Linked DNA regions of Homo sapiens: region 2 is linked to region 1. A link is a contact called in ENCODE Hi-C or POLR2A ChIA-PET data. All regions are on one chromosome and are shown on one strand. The core of a region is the stretch at or near the end of the contact, and the rest is flanking DNA. Distances in the headings are between cores, read along the strand shown. Region 1 holds the start of SHC4 (SHC adaptor protein 4). Region 2 holds the start of GALK2 (galactokinase 2).

Evidence for each region. A loop is a pair of places that touch in the nucleus more often than their neighbours do. ChIA-PET counts read pairs that join two places held with the same protein, here RNA polymerase II (POLR2A). Pooled maps may share reads with other maps.
Region 2: a loop to region 1 is called in a pooled map, with 2.9 times the contacts of the local background. The contact joins the promoter of GALK2 here to the promoter of SHC4 in region 1. A Hi-C loop is called at or near these places in 4 of 50 pooled maps. POLR2A ChIA-PET finds 5 or more read pairs at or near these places in 7 of 52 experiments (HEK293, HEK293T, HepG2 and 3 more).

Annotation. Positions count from the first base shown.
Region 1 is chr15:48,960,599-48,965,967 of GRCh38, reverse strand. SHC4 (SHC adaptor protein 4) reads left to right here and starts at 2,049. Exons shown (of 12, transcript NM_203349.4): 1 at 2,049-3,537. The coding sequence starts at 2,953. RefSeq lists enhancers at 2,571-3,072, 3,073-3,575.
Region 2 is chr15:49,166,245-49,171,613 of GRCh38, reverse strand. GALK2 (galactokinase 2) reads right to left here and starts at 1,367. Exons shown (of 10, transcript NM_002044.4): 1 at 1,239-1,367. The coding sequence starts at 1,291. MIR4716 (microRNA 4716) reads left to right here and starts at 2,461; the gene lies at 2,461-2,544. RefSeq lists enhancers at 1,180-1,419, 1,051-1,955.

The DNA.
Region 1 (5,369 bases), core at 800-3,299:
AGCTCTTATTAATATTATTTTAATCATGACTAATTGAAGAGGATGTTCTAATGCCCTGGAAAAAGCAAACCATCTGCTTTACCCACCCATCTACCTAGAATGAAAAGCAATTCAATCAACGAGCCTTCTCTTGGGCTGTTAGGACTGAGAGAGTGGTCCAGCTGGGCAGGCTCAGCCTAGAGGCTATTCCCCACTTCCAGTTGCAGATCTGGTCTCTTTCACCCTCGTAAAACGCTGTAGCAGAGCTACCCAGGACAGCCAAGGTCTCTAGGCTTTGGGAAGAGAAGGAGCCCACAATGGCCATGACTGCTTTCTTACCTTACTTAGTCCCACTTCGCAACCCCCAACCCTCCCAGGACTCGCACTTTCTGAGGCATGTAGGCTGGTCTGGGCTCCTGGAGTCTGGCCAGCATGGTGCCTACCTAGATGAGCTGGCTCCCCTGGACACCCCATCCTGCAGTCATGAGACCTCTGTAAGGATTCCTATCAGCCAGGCAGGCCCATGTCCTTTCCAGCCTTCTCCAGGCCCACCTGATTTAAAAAATTGTTTTCTTTGGACAATGTTGAGTTTCTTAGCTTCTCCCACTTTGTACTAATTTTTCTTTTTAGTTGCCTAGAATGATGTAAACTCTGCAGTGTGAGGGTTAAGAATATGAGCTTCAAGGGGAGGTAGCTCTGGTTCCAATGGCCATTTTTTCATACTGCCCACATGTACTTAGTGAGATGGGCACTGTATGGAGCATTGGGCCTCGTAAGCCCTCATAACAACCCCATTAGATGGCTGCTGCCAACATATGAGGACATTCAGGCACGGAGAGGTAAAGTAACTTTCTAAAGGGAGCATATAATGAGGTCATCATAGCATAACAGAAGCAACACAGGGACCCAGGGACCCAGGGGAAGGCAGGAAAAATGAGAGGAAGAAAGCAGATGAGGAATGAGGAGGAATGAGAGGTAAATATTCTTGCCCAGAGCCTGTCTCCTCAGCCCCAGGGATGTGGGGTCCAACTGATTTAGCTACTTCCCTCAGTTTTGCCAGGAGGAGATGTAGGGCAGGGAAAAGGAGGTCAACAAGGATTGAAGGGAAGATTTATGAAGATGCAGAAAGGCCTTTCCAGGGAAAGAAATGTCTGAACAGGCTTGGCAGACAGGATGTGATGGGTGCTTTATTTCCCTGGGGGACCAGGGAGCTTGGGAGGAGGATGCCGCTTTCACTGGTCACTCTCAACCATTTAATTCAGAACCTGTGTTTGGATCCCAAGGGAGCTCAGGCTCCCAAAGTCATGAATATACATAAGCCTAATCCAGCATTAGGGACAATAAGATAATGAAGGTGGCACCCTTAATTCCTTTGGTTGCCAGTTTGTCTTAATTTTTTAATTAATGAACAATTTCAGATGTCAAAGCCTTGAGACACGGAGTAATGCAATCTTTTCTGAGAGTTCTTTATCTCTTCCTATGTGTGATTTCCACCCCACCCCGACACCCCACACCCCCAGTGTTTCAGCAGTTTCCTCTTCTCCATTCCTGAAGAACCTGCATTTCCTTTTCCCAGCTCTGGTTTTGGCTTCCTGTGTGCTAAGCCTTTGCAGTTGTCATCATGTCTTCAGGATGCATTTGATAGGTACAGGAAGTCGCACCAGACGGAAGATGGAACCAACAATCAATAAAAAAAGAACTATGTTTCTAAGAAAAATGCATCATGGCTTCCCACAGGAGTTGTGAACCATATGTCCTAATATCCCTGTAACAATGGGTCTAATTTTTAGCTCTTCTGCTCTGCCCTCCCGGCCATCTCAACAAGAAAGAAAATAGATCTTTTAACCTGCTGCTCCCCGGCTAATGATCTGTAGTAAAGATTGCCTTTCCTTTTAACTCATTCATCAGATACCACAAAATAAAATACGTCCCTCCTCTCCCGCTAGCTTTATTTCTCTCGGCTACTAGTTTAGTATATTTATGGTGTATGAGTCATCAAGCTGCCTCCTGATTGGATAAAAACCAAGCACCTCTGAGACCGTCAGTCAATTACAGCTATTCTCAGCTTCATTCACAGATTTATTAGCTTGCACACACACAGAGAAATTCATTCGGCAAAGTTCATTCATAAAAATTTCAACACGCTGCGTATCATCCTGCACATCTCAGCTTTCGGCTGCAAATGGGCTTCTGAAAAAAGCTCCGAGAGGAATCCAGGAGGGAGGGAAGCTCTGAGCGAGGGTAGGCAGGCTGGGAGGGGATCTGAGGAACACGGACCCATCACAAGTCAGTGAAACAATGCGGAGCAGCGCCCGTCAGTAGTACTCCTGGCTGGTGGCCCAGAACGGGATGCAAGACAAGATCTTCCAAGAGAGGGCAGCCTTTGGAATCAACGAACCCAGGCAAAAGGGCCTTTGGTTCATAGATACATTTTTTTTTCCTTTTTAAATGAACAATCACTGGAACAAATAAAGGGTTAATAGGCCAGTCATTTGCCCCGCCCTGTGAGAGCCGAAGGGAGCAGGTTCGAAAGTTCCTGTGTGCAGAACAGAAGGCTGGGGTGAGGGTGGGAGTCGGGTGCTAAATATTTCTACTAGGCTCCTGCAAGGCTAGTGATGCAGCGGGCCCCCCGACCGGCGCTCGCCCGGGTTCTGCGCCTAAGAGTTGGCCGTGAGCGACCCGCGCCGCCGGGAGCCTGGGTCTAGGCTCTCCCGACAAGGATTCCAAGGCGAGAACACTGGTGCCTCTGCCTGGGCCAGGGAGAGACTGAAATCAGAGCAGGGGAGGCGTTTCCCCCATGGGCTGTCACCCTTAAGGGGCCGGGAGCCGAGGTGGGCGAGCTCGAGAGCAGAGTTGGAGAGGTGGCTGCTGTGAGTTGCATCGGGCGTTGAGGTATCTGATGTCTGCACCGTTTATCTACCAGACGACGAGGCGATTTATGCAACAGTATCCTGTTTCAGCACTGCCAAGGCTATGCGAGAACGCGGCCAGGACAGCCTGGCAGGACTCGTGCTGTATGTAGGACTCTTCGGGCACCCCGGGATGCTGCACAGGGCCAAGTACAGCCGCTTTCGGAACGAGTCGATCACGTCCTTGGACGAAGGTAGCTCCGGAGGCTCGGTCGGGAACAAGGGCTCGCCGCAGCCTCCCCACCCCGCCCTGGCACCTCACCTGCCGACTGAAGATGCCACCTTGCCGTCGCAGGAGAGCCCCACCCCACTGTGCACCTTGATCCCCCGCATGGCAAGCATGAAGCTGGCCAACCCGGCCACTTTGCTGAGTCTGAAAAACTTTTGCCTGGGTACCAAAGAGGTGCCTCGGCTGAAGCTCCAGGAAAGCCGGGACCCAGGTTCCAGCGGCCCCTCTTCCCCAGAAACCAGTTTAAGTAGGTCCGGGACTGCACCTCCACCGCAGCAGGACCTGGTGGGACACAGGGCAACCGCCCTAACCCCTGATTCGTGCCCGCTTCCTGGCCCTGGGGAGCCAACACTTAGGAGCAGGCAGGACAGGCACTTTCTACAGCACCTGTTGGGGATGGGCATGAACTACTGTGTGAGGGTAAGTCCATTTTCCTCTCTGCCCTCTAAGAACTTCCGTGGAAGGGGGCATCTTCTCTGCTTTCTGCAAGGGGTCTAATGTTACCTGCCTGGGTTCTGTGTTTGGACAGGACATGATTCAACTGGACCAAGGCGGAGGGGAGCTGGGTTTATATATGTCCCTACAACTATCTGACTTGTACTGGAGTCAGGCAGCCTTTGGTTCAAGGACATGAACCGGTGCTAACTTGTAGGACATGAACTTGTGGGTACTTGGCAGGTGTAGAGGCAAGTTCTGATAGAGGCAGCTGATGGCACCACTTTGTCCCCGCTGGACCTAGTATTCTGGCCAAAAAGAGTCAAGGACTTCAAATCTGATCAGTGATTGAGACCTGGTAGGTTATACTGGCCATTGTATTTTGGATGAATACAGTAAAGATTTCTGTGCTGTAGAAACACATGGTGTGTAAGGGGCTTGAATTATTCTTTAAAAATTTATTTCAGCATTTAACAAACACTTCTCAAAACACGTCCGAGTCTCTAACCTTGTGCCAGGAGCTAGTCTTAGCTCTCCGGTGCACATTTATTGCCTTTACTGCCTACGCTGCAGCAAGTAGGCCTTGTCCATGAGCTATGGGCAAAATCAAGGTCCTTACTGGCCTTGTATCTGTCCTTGCTCAGTCAAGATGTGGGCAAATGAAGATTTGGCCTGTGCCCTTTTGCAGCTCAGATTTCAATGAGATCAATGAATACATGCGAAATACTAAGATAATAATACTTAGCAATAGATAGCTAATATGAGAATGCTGAGGGAATTCAGAAAAAAGGAAAGATTATGTGATCTGGGATTCATTCACATGGGGAACCCTCAGGAGAAGATGAATCTTGGAAGAAATGTCAGATCTGGGTTGGCAGAAAGGAGGGGATTCCTGGTAGGCCAAGAATAGGAGCAAAGTCACTGTGGTGGCTGCAGGGGAGCATCACACAGGCTGGGCCTTATGGAGGAGGAAGGGGAATGCTGGAGAATAGTGGGTGACTGAGGGAGGGGGTGGCTTGTAGTACTCAAACAAGTATGAGTTGAATAAAGACAAATAGAGATCACGGGTAGCTTGGGAGACCGAAGTTGACTGAAGCTCTTAAATGCCAAATGAGGAGATTGTAAATACTGTGATTGATAAATGAGAATCCTCCTAGGTTTGTAGGGCATGACTTGCTGAAAGTAATTTTTAAAAGACCAGTTGGTTGATTTATTTGACATGGATTGAAGCAGGGAAAAATTAGAGACTTGGAGGACAGTAAGAAAGATACTCTGAGAGTTTAGGTATGAGGCAATGAGAACACTGATTAAGGTGGAGAGGAGAGAAAGGAGGTGAATGGTAAGGCATTCTGTGACAGAAGAATGAGAGAAGCCTCAACAACCCTGGGAGATTAAGCAGATCATTTCAAATCATAATATAACTAATAGAGTAGTGAACATTTATGGAGCAGTGGGTAGATTGATTATTTTGTTACCATTGTTGTTTATTGGGGTTGTGATTGATTATTGATGGAGGGTTGTAAAGGGTGAAAAAAAAACTTTCAAATTGAAGTCTCAGAATGACATCAGTGATGCCAATGACTGAAGCAGAGTAAATTAGGAAATGGACTCATTTTAAGTTTGTTTTTGACATATTAAATTTAATGTAATTATTTGTAAATAATGCTAATATGTAGGTAGACAGTCATATAAAACTAGCACTCAGGCGAGATGTCTGATCTGAAGGTATAGAGAGCTAGCCCAAGAACTGTATTACAGACAATTAGGATCTCAGTATTACAAACAGACAATTAGGATCTCAGGGAAGTTCAAATAAT
Region 2 (5,369 bases), core at 118-2,617, 210 kb before region 1:
GAAGTAGTCCAAAGCTGTGCTGGACTCTATAATAAGAAATCATGCTTCTTTCTGGTAACTAAAGACACACTGTTTGCTGGTTTAAGGATGAAAGAACATTTTCAAGTTGTAGTAAAGTATAATATCATCAACTGACACACGGTGGTAATAAACCACCAAGTAGGAAGAGCTTAAGGACTTGATGCCAGAGAAAAAAACTAACAGAAAAAAACTGAAAACAGCAAAGGCAGAGGGCCGGGCGCGATGGCTCACGTCTGTAATCCCAGCACTTTGGGAGGCCAGGGTGAGCGGATCACTTGAGCTCAGGAGCTCGAGACCAGCCTGACCAACATAGAGAAACCCCATCTCTGATGAAAATACAAAATTAGCCGGGTGTGGTGACGCCTGCCTGTAATCCCACCTACTCAGGAGGCTGAGACAGGAGAATCGCTTGAACCTGGGAGGCGGAGGTTGCGGTGAGCCAAGATGGCGCCACTGCACTCCAGCCTGGGCAACAAGAGCAAAACTCCGTCTCAAAAAAAAAAAAAAAAAGAAAAAGAAAAAGAAAAAAGAAAGGAAGGAAGAAAGAAAAGAAAAGAAAAACAGCAAAAGCAGAGAGTCAGGAAAGCCCTTCGCTAATGTAGCAGGTGACAGACTTCATTTTATGAGACCTCAGCCCCATTAGTCAGAACGAAGTATTTCTACAAAGTACCTGTAACTGAAAAGATCCTCCCCGAGACATCACTAAACTATTAGTTACTGTGTAGCTAGGGACTGCCAGCAAATTAATTCCCTAAGTGACAGTTCAGAGATTCTCGTGTTTTTGTTTTGTTTTGTTTTAAAGAGGATGCAGACACCAAGAAGGTTTTTGTGTTTGTTTTCAATTAATATTTAGAAAGAAGACTTTTAAAAAGCAGTATCAACTGGCATGCGAGACAAAGAGAGGAGTTCAGTGTGGATATGGGCATTTCTGCTGAAGCCCAGTAGAAAGAGTACACTAATTACAACAAGAAAAGGAAAAGAAGAATCTGCATGGATGAAGAAAAAAACATACAACCCTTCGTAGTAGTCAAGGTAGAATGTGTTTGCGGCGTGATCTTTTTTGCAAGCCCAGCCACGTGTCCTTATAGAATCCCAAGGGTTCCACTTGCTCCCCGGGACCAAAAGCAGCGCCCCAAGGGAGGAGCCAAGTGCTGTGGACCCGATCTACACGTAGCCAACCCAGCAGATCCCAAAGCCCGGCGTCTCCTCTCCCCCACCTAGGATGTTCTGCCACCTGGACCCGACGCGTAGCAGGGCTCTCTGTAGCCATATTTCGCTAGATCCTTCTTTCTCCTGTAGTTTCAAGTGTCTAAGCAAAGCTCCCAGAGCAATCACGAGACTTCTGTGACAGGAGCCGTTTTCTTCCGGGAGATAAACAGCTCCCGCCCTGCGGAAATCCTGCAGCTTCGCTGAGGTGGCTGCTTCCAATCGGCCCCTCCTCTGGCTCCTCCTCCCTGGACTCAGCCAGGGTTCCCTCCAAGCAGCAGTCAGGTACAGCCTCCGTCCTGCTCTTAGCTCCCAGGGAGGGACTAGGGCCTCGCAGGAGCCCCTGCGCAGAGCACGTGCGAAGCTGACTAGTGAGGTTTTCTTTTTGCGCCCTGTGGATGTCAGAGAACAGTGTCATAACCTGGCGCCCTACATACACCTAGTTTCTGATCTGTCTCGGGCTGCGTTTTTTTGTTTGTTTGTTTGTTTTTTAGTTATGGTTTTGGTCTTTATTGTTCAGCAGCTACTCCCCAAACAACACTAAAATGTTTAGCTATTGCTTCTTTGCGGATTACTTCCAAATCAAGCAACATAAAATTGATGTATCACTTGATTTAAATAGATTTGCATTTATTTACAGGTTAGAGGCATTGGTGGGCCTTCCTAGAACACAGTAGTGAAAAGACGGAAACACATGCCTTTTAATGTGCAAGACCCCTTAGCATCCAGTTAAACCTCTTCATTTTTCACTTATCTAGAGAAATCCTAGATGCCCTATCAAAAGTACACTATCCCTAGTACATCACTAACTTTTCCTTCCTTCATAGTTCTCCTATTTGCTTATGTATTTATTGTGTCTCTCACCACCTCCATCATCACTACCACTAGAAAGCAACTGGGGGCAGGCAGATTGGTTTTTAATGAATAGGTAAGATAAACTGAATGAACGACGAAAGGTGAAATGATGTGCCTGAGGTCACAGTGATCATTGGGAACAAAACTGGAATTAAAATTCAGATCTATTAACTCTCAATCTAGTGCACTTTGCACCTCAGAAATATTGAGATTAAACCCAAGCAAAGACAGCTAGCAATAAACCCATTCCAAAGTTTCCTGATTAAGGAAGTTTGAGCCAACATGCCCAACACACTAGGGGTAGTAGCATAACTCAGAGAGATTCGATAAGTTGTATACATCAGTAAGTTACTGCTCCAGAATTTCTATATGTATATGCATACTTTGTCTCCATGTTTCCTTCCCCCTTCTGTATACATGTATACAGGAGGAAGGGGGAAGGAAACATGGAGACAAAGTGTGAATGGACAATAAAGCATAGCCAAAGAGTGGCAGCCCCTTGGCACCCCGTTGGGTTATTACTGTAAATGATACATCAAAGAAACAAAGTTACTCTGGTCTCAGGGCAGCTTTCTCACTATTATTTCAGTCCCTCTTTATCATTTTCAAATGAATGAATTATATCTTCTTGTTTCTGGGCCCCAATAAATCCCAGTTTGATGTTCATTTTGGTTTAATTTTGAGTAACAGGAGTCATCACTGTCACTTGTAAATAGTTTTAATAGGGAGATAACCTAAATTTTAAAAAAAAATGTAAAATGTTTAGGGACATCAGTAAATACAGAAAAGAACAGAATCTTTTTTTTTTTTTTTAGATGGAGTTTCGCTCTTTGTTGCCCAGGCTGGAGTGCAATGGCATGATCTCTGTTCACTACAACCTCCACCTCCCAGGTTCAAACGATTCTCCCGTCTCAGCCTCCCAAGTAGCTGGGAATACAGGCAGCCGCCACCACACCAGCTAATTTTTGTATTTTTAGTAAAGACGGGGTTTCACCATGCTGGGCAGGCTGGTCTCGAGCTCCTGACCTCAGGTGATCAGCCCACCTCGGCCTTCCAAAATTCTGGGATTAAAGGTGTGAGCCACCGTGCCCAGCCCAGAATCATTTTTTATTCAGATGTTTCTAATATATTCTTTTGCATTAGTTGAAAAATAACAAATTTTAAAGTTTTGAATTTTTTTAACAGTCCAAAATAAACTCATTTTATACAGGGTTAAAAAAAAATGACTGTAGAAACTGTTTCGAAAAAGAATACTTCCTACTGAATATGTACTTGATGACCGAACATTAACTTTGCTAAATGAAACCAGATGGCAAATCATTAGTTTGGACCTTGGATACATTGCTATTGCAGTCTCAACAAAACCGATGCAGACTAGAAAGCACCTTACAGAGCAATTAGTAAAGCATCCTTTTTTGAAATGATTGGCACAAAGTAAAACAGGATTAACAGAGCTAGAACTAAAACCTAGGTCTCTAGACTCCTAGCCTAGAGGCCATACTACTTCTGAATATGTGACTTTTGTTGAGACCCCAGTAAACTGTGCTTAAAAATAAATTATTGAAATGATTAGAATCCTTGTCCCAAAATAAAATGTGTACATTATAATTTTCATAAAGGATTACTCTTAAAATAACCTGTCCAAACTACTAGAGAACCCCAAATGGACACCAAAAACAAAACATTACTTTCTTATACTACCTTCCTTATACTAGGCATCTTGCTAAGTAAGCACTTTGCGTATATTATTGTCTCTTTAAACCTTTCCAACAATCCTTATGGGATAGAAAAATATTATTTCCTTTTCAATTTCAAGAAGATATTCCTTTAGTTCTTATTAGACATATCTAATAGTGAAAACATTTAAACATTTGGCTGGGCACAGTGGCTCATGCCTATAATCCCAGCACTTTGGGAGGCCAAGGTGGGCAGATCACCTGAGGTCAGGAGTTCGAGAACGGCCTGGCCAACATGGTGAAACCCCATCTCTACTAAAACTACAAAAATATAGCCAGGTGTGGTGGCGGGCGCCTGTAATCCCAGCAGCTTGGGAGGCTGAGGCGGGAGAATCGCTTGAACCCAGGAGATGGAGATTGAGTAAGCCAAAATCACGCCACTGCACTCCAGCCTGGGCAACCAAGAGCGAAACTCCATCTCAAAAAAAAAGAAAAGAAAATATTTAAACATTTATATTTTACAGTATTTTTATTTTCACAAATCCTGAACCTCTGGTTCTTTGCTTTTTGCAAGTAGGCACTCTTACAATAGGTTTAGAATCTGAATTATAAACTAATAAATGGTATATTATGATGGAGTCTTAAACAGAAACCTAATTAATAAACTTGAAATTGTTTCTCCTCAAAGGATATTAGTCTCCATTCAGATAAAATATTATAGCAAACTAAACAAAAACAAAACAAACACTAAAATGAAAGAATACAAAAACTTGATCCAAAATATGAGTTAAAGCATGGGTGTTAGAGACTTACAGACCTGGCTAGTGCCTATTGATGTTTCTCAGCTTAGAAATCACTTCCTTCAGGAAGTTTTCCATGTTCTCTACCCAAAACTAAATGTCTAAGACCACAGAGGGATTGACCATTTATCTGAAATAATGTTATTTCTGTGGTTTAATCTGTTTGTGCAACCTCTGGAAAATATTTCCTATTTTGACTTACAATAAAAACTATTGTTCACAATTGGGAGAATCTACTTCAGTGACCTATTTTGGATATTTTCTCATTATAGTAAATAATATGTAATACTTGTTTATGTCTTCTTTATAATGATGTTACATTCCTTCTTTTTTGTTGTTGTTGTTGAGACCAAGTCTCGCTCTTGTTGCCCAGGCTGGAGTGCAATGGCGCGATCTCGGCTCACTGCAACCTCCGCCTTCCGGGTTCAAGTGATTCTCCTGCCTCAGCCTCCCGAGTAGCTGGGATTACAGGTGCCTGCCACTTAATTTTTGTATTTTTAGTAGAGATGGGGTTTCAACATGTTGGCCAGGCTGGTCTCAAACTCCTGAACTGAGGCCATCCACCTGCCTCGGCCTCCCAAAGTGCTGAGATTACAGGCGTGAGCTACTGCACCCGGCCCCTTATTCTTCTGTTCATAAAATAGATACTGCTCTCTAGTGTATATAATCATTAAATGGCAAAAGATAAACTCATGAATCAGAGAAATCTATATTTATGTAGTTATGGAGGAAATAAAAATTGTGCAAAAATGCTTTAACCGAACATAGATTGTTTTGCAGAGTGAAAAACAAAGCAAAACAAAACGAAGAC